Linked DNA regions of Homo sapiens: region 2 is linked to region 1. A link is a loop called in an ENCODE intact Hi-C map of the cell type or tissue named here. Cell type or tissue: heart left ventricle. All regions are shown on one strand. Links, peaks and the distances in the headings refer to the core of each region. The heading gives the core; the rest is flanking DNA.

Region 1 (2,894 bases), core at 167-2,666:
TGGCTGTGGCCCAGTTTATTGGAGAGAAACCCATCGTGTTCATTAACTCAGGTATGAACCAGCTTGAGAAGGGACCTCCCTCCCCGCCAGGGTCTGGAGGAGAGCAGCCCCAGACCCTTCATTGGGCCATCAGAGGGGAGTTAAGGGTCCTGTTTGTCTAGCAGGTTCCAGCCCCGGGCTCTTCCATCACATCCTGGTGGGCTTGCTGGTGGTGGCGTTCTTCTTTCTCCTTTTCCAGTTCTGCACCCACATGTAAGGCCTGCCCCCTTTCTCCAACCCCACCCACCACCACCTTCCTTGGGAGCGGCTGAAGACCCCAGTTCTAGCGGGGCAGGCTGTGACCTCTCCCCTCTGATCTCCATGCCCCACAGAAACTTCCAGAAAGGGGCCTAAAGAGCCGGACAAGGGCTCTGGACTCAACCTGAGCACCCACACCCACCTCCTCTCCTGTTGATGAGCAAAAGTTCCCTGCTTTCCTCCTCCCTGACTGCCCAGCGAGCAGCTGGGGATCCTGTCCCCTCTGTTTCCCATGGCCCAAGCCCCCCACCTCCTCCCTTCCCAGCCCCAAAGAACTTGGTGGCAAGGGCCTTGGTGGCGTTCACGCAGATCGTCTTTTATTAGCGGTCTGTAAAGCACCTCCCAGGGTCCCCCGACCCCAGATTGGAGGAAGCCTTGAGAGGTCAGTAGCACCAGGGACATGGCAGGGCCCGAGGGCGCGATGTGCAGCCGATGGTGAGGGACTGGGCGCCCTCGCCTGCCCCCGGGGTTGTCAGCACTGGGAAGGCTTGGGGGTAGCAGCCACCTCCTTCCCCCAACCCAACAGACTAGTTCAAATTTGGGTAAATAAATAAAATAAATAAGATTCCTCAAGCTGGCCTACCCTGGAGAGGAGCCGTGGTTGCAGCCGGCCACTCGGGAGGCCCGAGGGCCAGCGGGGGTTAGTTGGGGCGTCCTCTCCTCTCGGGTGATGGGGAGCCCTGGGGGATGGCAGCATAGGGGCTGGGATGGCCTTGGCAGAGGCGTCTCCCCACATTCTGACTCCTGGTCCCCTTGAAACCCTGTTGGTGTCCCTCCCCACAAGCCCTCCTGCCCTCAGTGGGTGGGAGGCGGTGCCCCCTCCCCTCCTCCAGCGCAAGGGTGTGCAGGAAGGGGGCAGAGTAGGGGGAAGAGGTCCCCTCTCTCCACCCCCTCAGTCCCCGAGAGATGGGGCCTCTTCCCTTTCGGGGTCATCGTCAGTCCTGGGGTTGTCCGGGCAAGAGGACCCTGGCTCCCAACCCCAGCCATCAGCCCCAGAGCCCTGTCTCCACGGGGGTGGGGGTGGGGAGGGGGAGGGTCCCGGCCCCCGGCCTCAGTCCTGGGCCTGGCAGGCCGGGGGCGGCCGGGAGCGGGGCCAGAAGAGGCGGCAGGCCCCACGGCAGATGAGGAAGAACCAGTAGAGCTGAGGGGCCAGGAGCAGCGCAGCGCCCAGGTTGACGTGGGCAGGGATGGCCAGGGGCACGGCCAGCAGGGGCAGGCCGGCATGGCGCCCGTAGGCCCAGTACAGGTAGGGAAAGAGCAGCACCCGGCAGCAGAGGAAGCTGAGCAGCATCAGGGCCCCGTTCACCTTGTGCAGCAGTGTGTGCTGCTGCTTGTACTGAGGAGACACAGACACAGTGGCCACGGCAGCAGAAGGGCTCGGCCCCCCTTGGCCCTCTCCCTGCCTCCCTGCGACCCTAGCAGGCAGCTCCTCCCAAACCAGACACTTTGCCAGGACACAAGCACCAGGTGCTCAAAATGCACGGGGTGAGGGGGGGATGACGAAGGGGCTAGAGCCCTTGGCAGCAACCTTGAAGGTCCCTCCCCTTCCTGTGACCTCCCCATTGGGCTCCTGCACCCTCCCATGCTCACTCACCTGGATGAGGATCTTGCCAAGGCAGACGAAGGGCGTGCTGACCTCTGCCATCAACATGCAACCCAGAAAGAAGTCTCCCTTACCCTGTCGCCACACCTGGGCACAGAGGCAGGAAGGTGAGGAGCTGGGGCTCTCCCTGGGTTCTTGGGCAGCCCCCGCCCTTCCTCTTTCCCCTCTGTCACTTTGGGAGATGCTTGACTCTGAACATCAGAACACCTGGGTGCAGGGCTGGGTGCAGTGGCTCACGCCGGTAATCCCAGCACTTTGGGAGGCTGAGGCAGGTGGATCACGAGGTCAGGAGTTTGAGACCAGCCTGGCCAACATGGTGAAACCCCGTCTGTACTAAAAATACCAAAAAAATTAGCCAGGCGTGTTGGTGGGCACCTGTAATCCCAGCTACTGGGGAGGCTGAGATGGGAGAATCACTTGAACTCAGGAGGCGGAGGTTTCAGTGAGCCGAGATCACACCACTGCACTCCAGCCTGAGTGACAGAGAGAGACTCCGTCTTGGAAAGAAAAAAAAGAGAAAGAACACCTGGGTGCAGGAGCAGGTGCATGACTTGGCTGCATCCCTCTCACGGTCCTGCAGAAAGACTGTGTCCCTTATGTAACAGGTGAGGAAACTGAGGCTCAGAGACGTGCAACCACAAATCCAAAGAGCCACAGCCGGGCATCGTCCAGCCCAGGGCCAGGCTGCCCCCACACCCTGGTGCCCTGGGCTGGTGCTCAGTGAACCCTGCCTGTCCACAGCTTTCCCTGGGAATACGCTGGGTCTGCTTGGTTGTCAGTACGCAGACCCGGGGCTTCCCAGGCTCCTGCCAGCACCAGCAGGACCAAGGAGCAGGCCACCCGCACCCCGCCCGCCCAGCTCCCCGGGACTCACCACTGAGAGTGGGAAGCACACCAGCACCATGGCGGCATGGTGGAGCACCATGAGGAACTCCTTGTGCAGGTAGCCACGCGCTATGGCCCACGTGCTGCCCGGGGCTCTGGCCGCTCCGTC
Region 2 (2,894 bases), core at 300-2,799, 150 kb before region 1:
TTTCCCCAGCCCTCTCTCCAGAGAAGTGGTCCAGTGCTCGGTGACCACCTCCCCACACTCCACCGGCCCAATTACAAGTGGCGATTTTCTGTTTATTGCTCAAAAACAAGAATTCAGAAGCAAAGGTGGAGAGACTGTGGGTTGGGGAGATGGCAGGAAGGGGGCAAGGCCTTGTCCCAGCTCTCCCCTTTGTCCTTCTTCTGACCCTCCTGGCCGGAGTCAGGCCTAGGGCCAGGGCATCTGGGAGGGGGGCACCTTCGTGGCCAAGGGAACAGTAGAGCTATCGGGGGCAGTCCTTGAGGGGTGCCCTGGGCAGGAGGGGCTGCAAGATTTGCAGGGAGGCAGAGTTCCCCTCCCAGAATCCAAAAGCCGGTAGGGCGGGGGGCAGGCCCCTCGTTTGGCAACTGAGAAGAGGCGGCTTTGGGCGGCAGGATGCTGGTTTATTTACTGTAGGATCTCCAGGGCCATCAAAGCCCCCTCGTGGGATAGGGAGACTATTTACACAGCCAGGGAGGAGGGCAGCCAGGAGGCAGAGACCGGGTCCCGTATTTCCCTCTGCCCGAATGAGGAGGGGAGGGGCGTCCTGGGTCCTGCAGCTGTAGTCTTGGGGTTCAGATGGAAACTTCATACTCCCGCGTATCCTGAAGACAGAGAGATCAGGTCAGTTGTTGGAGTCTGATAGGGGTGGAAGAGGCAGCCGAATGGGAGGAGGGGCAACGATCCTGGGTTTTAAAGTAACATTGACCTCTAGGGGCTGGGGGGCCAGTGAATGTGTTTGGTTCATCCTACGGTGTCGTAAAATGACACAAAAATCTGAATTTCTGGCTTGTCTTGAATAATTGGAAGATCTGCCAATTGTGCCTCAGTTTCGACTATGGGGTAGAGCCGTATTCTTGAGATGGGGCACAAGTCCTCCACTTAGCCACAGTCCTCACCACTCCCTATTGTATACACATGGCTTGCTATGCTCATTGACATGGCCTCTGGGGGCAGCTGAGTTTGAAATTCCCAAGACAGAGATTCCAGAGACCTTGCGAGAAGGTTATGGAGTCCTGGGAGAGCCAAGTGGTGGCTCTTCAGGGGCAGGCAAGGTGCTTACCCCAGCTTCATACAGCGGGTTGCTGAAGTCCGACTCCACGGTGATGGGGCTGTAGGAGTGGGAGCCCGAGAAGCCGAAAAGGGACTTTCCCTGAAGCCTGGGAAAGGGAGAGGACAGAGGAGCTTATCAACAGGTAAGCCCCTGAGCTCCCCTGACCCAGGCTCCAGTGCCAGGCTCGCAAGACGTCTGCCCTGGCCGGCAGTCCCCAAGCAGGCTACTTACTTGGTGTAGTAGATGTAAACGCCACTGCCGAGGACAATGACCAAGCCTAGAGGCAGCAGGATGGCCAGGGCCAGGTTCCCCCCTTCCAGCTGCCGTGATGGATCTGTGGTCTGGGTCACTACAGGAGGAGGAGAGGCCGGTGAGCTGTGGCTGGGCCCGGTCCTGGGCTCTCCCAGCCTCCTGCCCTGGGCCTCAAACCCTGGGCTTCATCCCTCCAAGGCCTGGCCTCCTGCCCCAGCCTCTGCCTTGCCCTCCCAACCTGGCCAGCCTGGGTCTCCACCTGTGCTCTCACTGACCTTCCAGTTTTCGGTTGTCCAGGAGCTCCTCATAGGCAACTGCAGGGAGAGGAGGGGGAGGGGATGGGGTCTGAGCCAGGGAGGGGAGGAGGCTGGGAGGGGCCGGGAGCCCGGTGGGGCTGGGCTGGACAGCCTGGTTCTCTCTGCCCTCTGCTCAACCTCAACTTTCTCCCTTTGTGGGGAAGAGAGAGGAGTGACCAGCACAGGGCCTTTGTCCTCTTTCTCCAGACCCCTAAAAAGTCAGGGTTCCTGGACAGTCTGAGCCAAACTAGAACTTGTCAGCGATAGGGAAACTGAGGCCTATTCAGAGCAAGGGACTTCCAAGCCAAGGCCCCCTCTACTACACCCCTGAGCCAATCCCATGACCTCACACGACCCAGGGCTTCTGGACACACCCGTGAGGACACGAGGCCACAGGAGGAGAACCGGGAGCTCTGTGGGGTCGCCCATTGGTCTCAAATGTGCTACCTGACTCTCCCAGCCCTGTCACTTCCCGGACACTGGTGTGCCCCTCCTGCCCTGTCTGGCCAGGCACCTTTGCAGAGTGGGGGCTGGCTGGTCCACTGGGAGGGGTGGCCGGGCACACAGGTGATGGTGACCTCGCCGATAAGCTCAAAGCCCTCATAGCAGAAGAAGCGCAGAGACTCGCCCGCCTGGTAGTGGTGCTTGTACAGCGTCTGGTAGCCATTCTCGGGAACCCCCGGGTTCAGGCACGGCTCGTACTTCACTGCGGGGAGCATGCCAGTCACGTGCCAGCTGCACTACTGTGCACGGGGCAGACGGGCTCTCCCAGGGCTACCCAGCCACCCTCCCAGGGTGTGCCCCAGACTCACAGGCGCATTTGGGGACCCTATCGCTCCACTTGGGTGTGCCTGTGTCCCGGCTGTAGCAGGTGAGCATGGCTGCCCCCTCGAGGCTGTACCCTGGCAGGCAGCGGTACTGGACGTGGGAGCCAACGGGGAAGCCGGCGTCCGAGGCGGTGCGGTGCCCGTTGGCAATCTCGCCAGGGTCAGCACAAGTCATGACTGGTGGCAGAAGAACAAGGTCAGGGGGAGCGAGGGCCTTCAAAGATCAGCCTGGGCAACACAGAGAGACCCCATCTCTACAAAAAATTGAAAAATTAGCCAGGAGTGGTGGCGCACTCCTGTGGTTCCAGCTACTCAGGAGTTGGAGGCGGGATGATCGCTCGAACCCAGCAGGTCGAGGCTGCAGTGAATGGTGACCACGCTACTGCACTCCAGCCTGGGTGACAGAGTGAGACCCAGTCTAAAAAAAAT

Evidence for each region. Peaks named below come from ENCODE experiments on the same cell type or tissue, not always from the same donor. Only the 100,000 strongest peaks of a DNase experiment are listed, where the experiment ranks them.
Region 2: a loop joins it to region 1, with 2.5 times the contacts of the local background. A loop is called at or near these places in 23 of 110 quality-filtered maps.

The regions. Positions count from the first base shown.
Region 1 is chr16:30,023,835-30,026,728 of GRCh38, forward strand. It overlaps C16orf92 (chromosome 16 open reading frame 92), which reads left to right. Exons shown (of 4, transcript NM_001109659.2): 2 at 1-51; 3 at 165-252; 4 at 372-870. The coding sequence ends at 393. TLCD3B (TLC domain containing 3B) reads right to left here. Exons shown (of 5, transcript NM_031478.6): 3 at 2,775-2,894; 4 at 1,892-1,987; 5 at 593-1,633. The coding sequence ends at 1,349. Among named protein-coding and RNA genes, the nearest start is that of C16orf92, 2.1 kb to the left of the region's middle. In heart left ventricle, for the core only: no CTCF peak of the experiment used is centred there; a DNase peak (open chromatin) is centred at 1,187; H3K27me3 peaks cover 1,246 bases.
Region 2 is chr16:29,871,088-29,873,981 of GRCh38, forward strand. SEZ6L2 (seizure related 6 homolog like 2) reads right to left here. Exons shown (of 18, transcript NM_001243332.2): 13 at 2,451-2,642; 14 at 2,153-2,344; 15 at 1,618-1,656; 16 at 1,322-1,439; 17 at 1,100-1,196; 18 at 72-641. The coding sequence ends at 612. Among named protein-coding and RNA genes, the nearest start is that of CDIPT, 9.3 kb to the left of the region's middle. In heart left ventricle, for the core only: no CTCF peak of the experiment used is centred there; no DNase peak of the experiment used is centred there.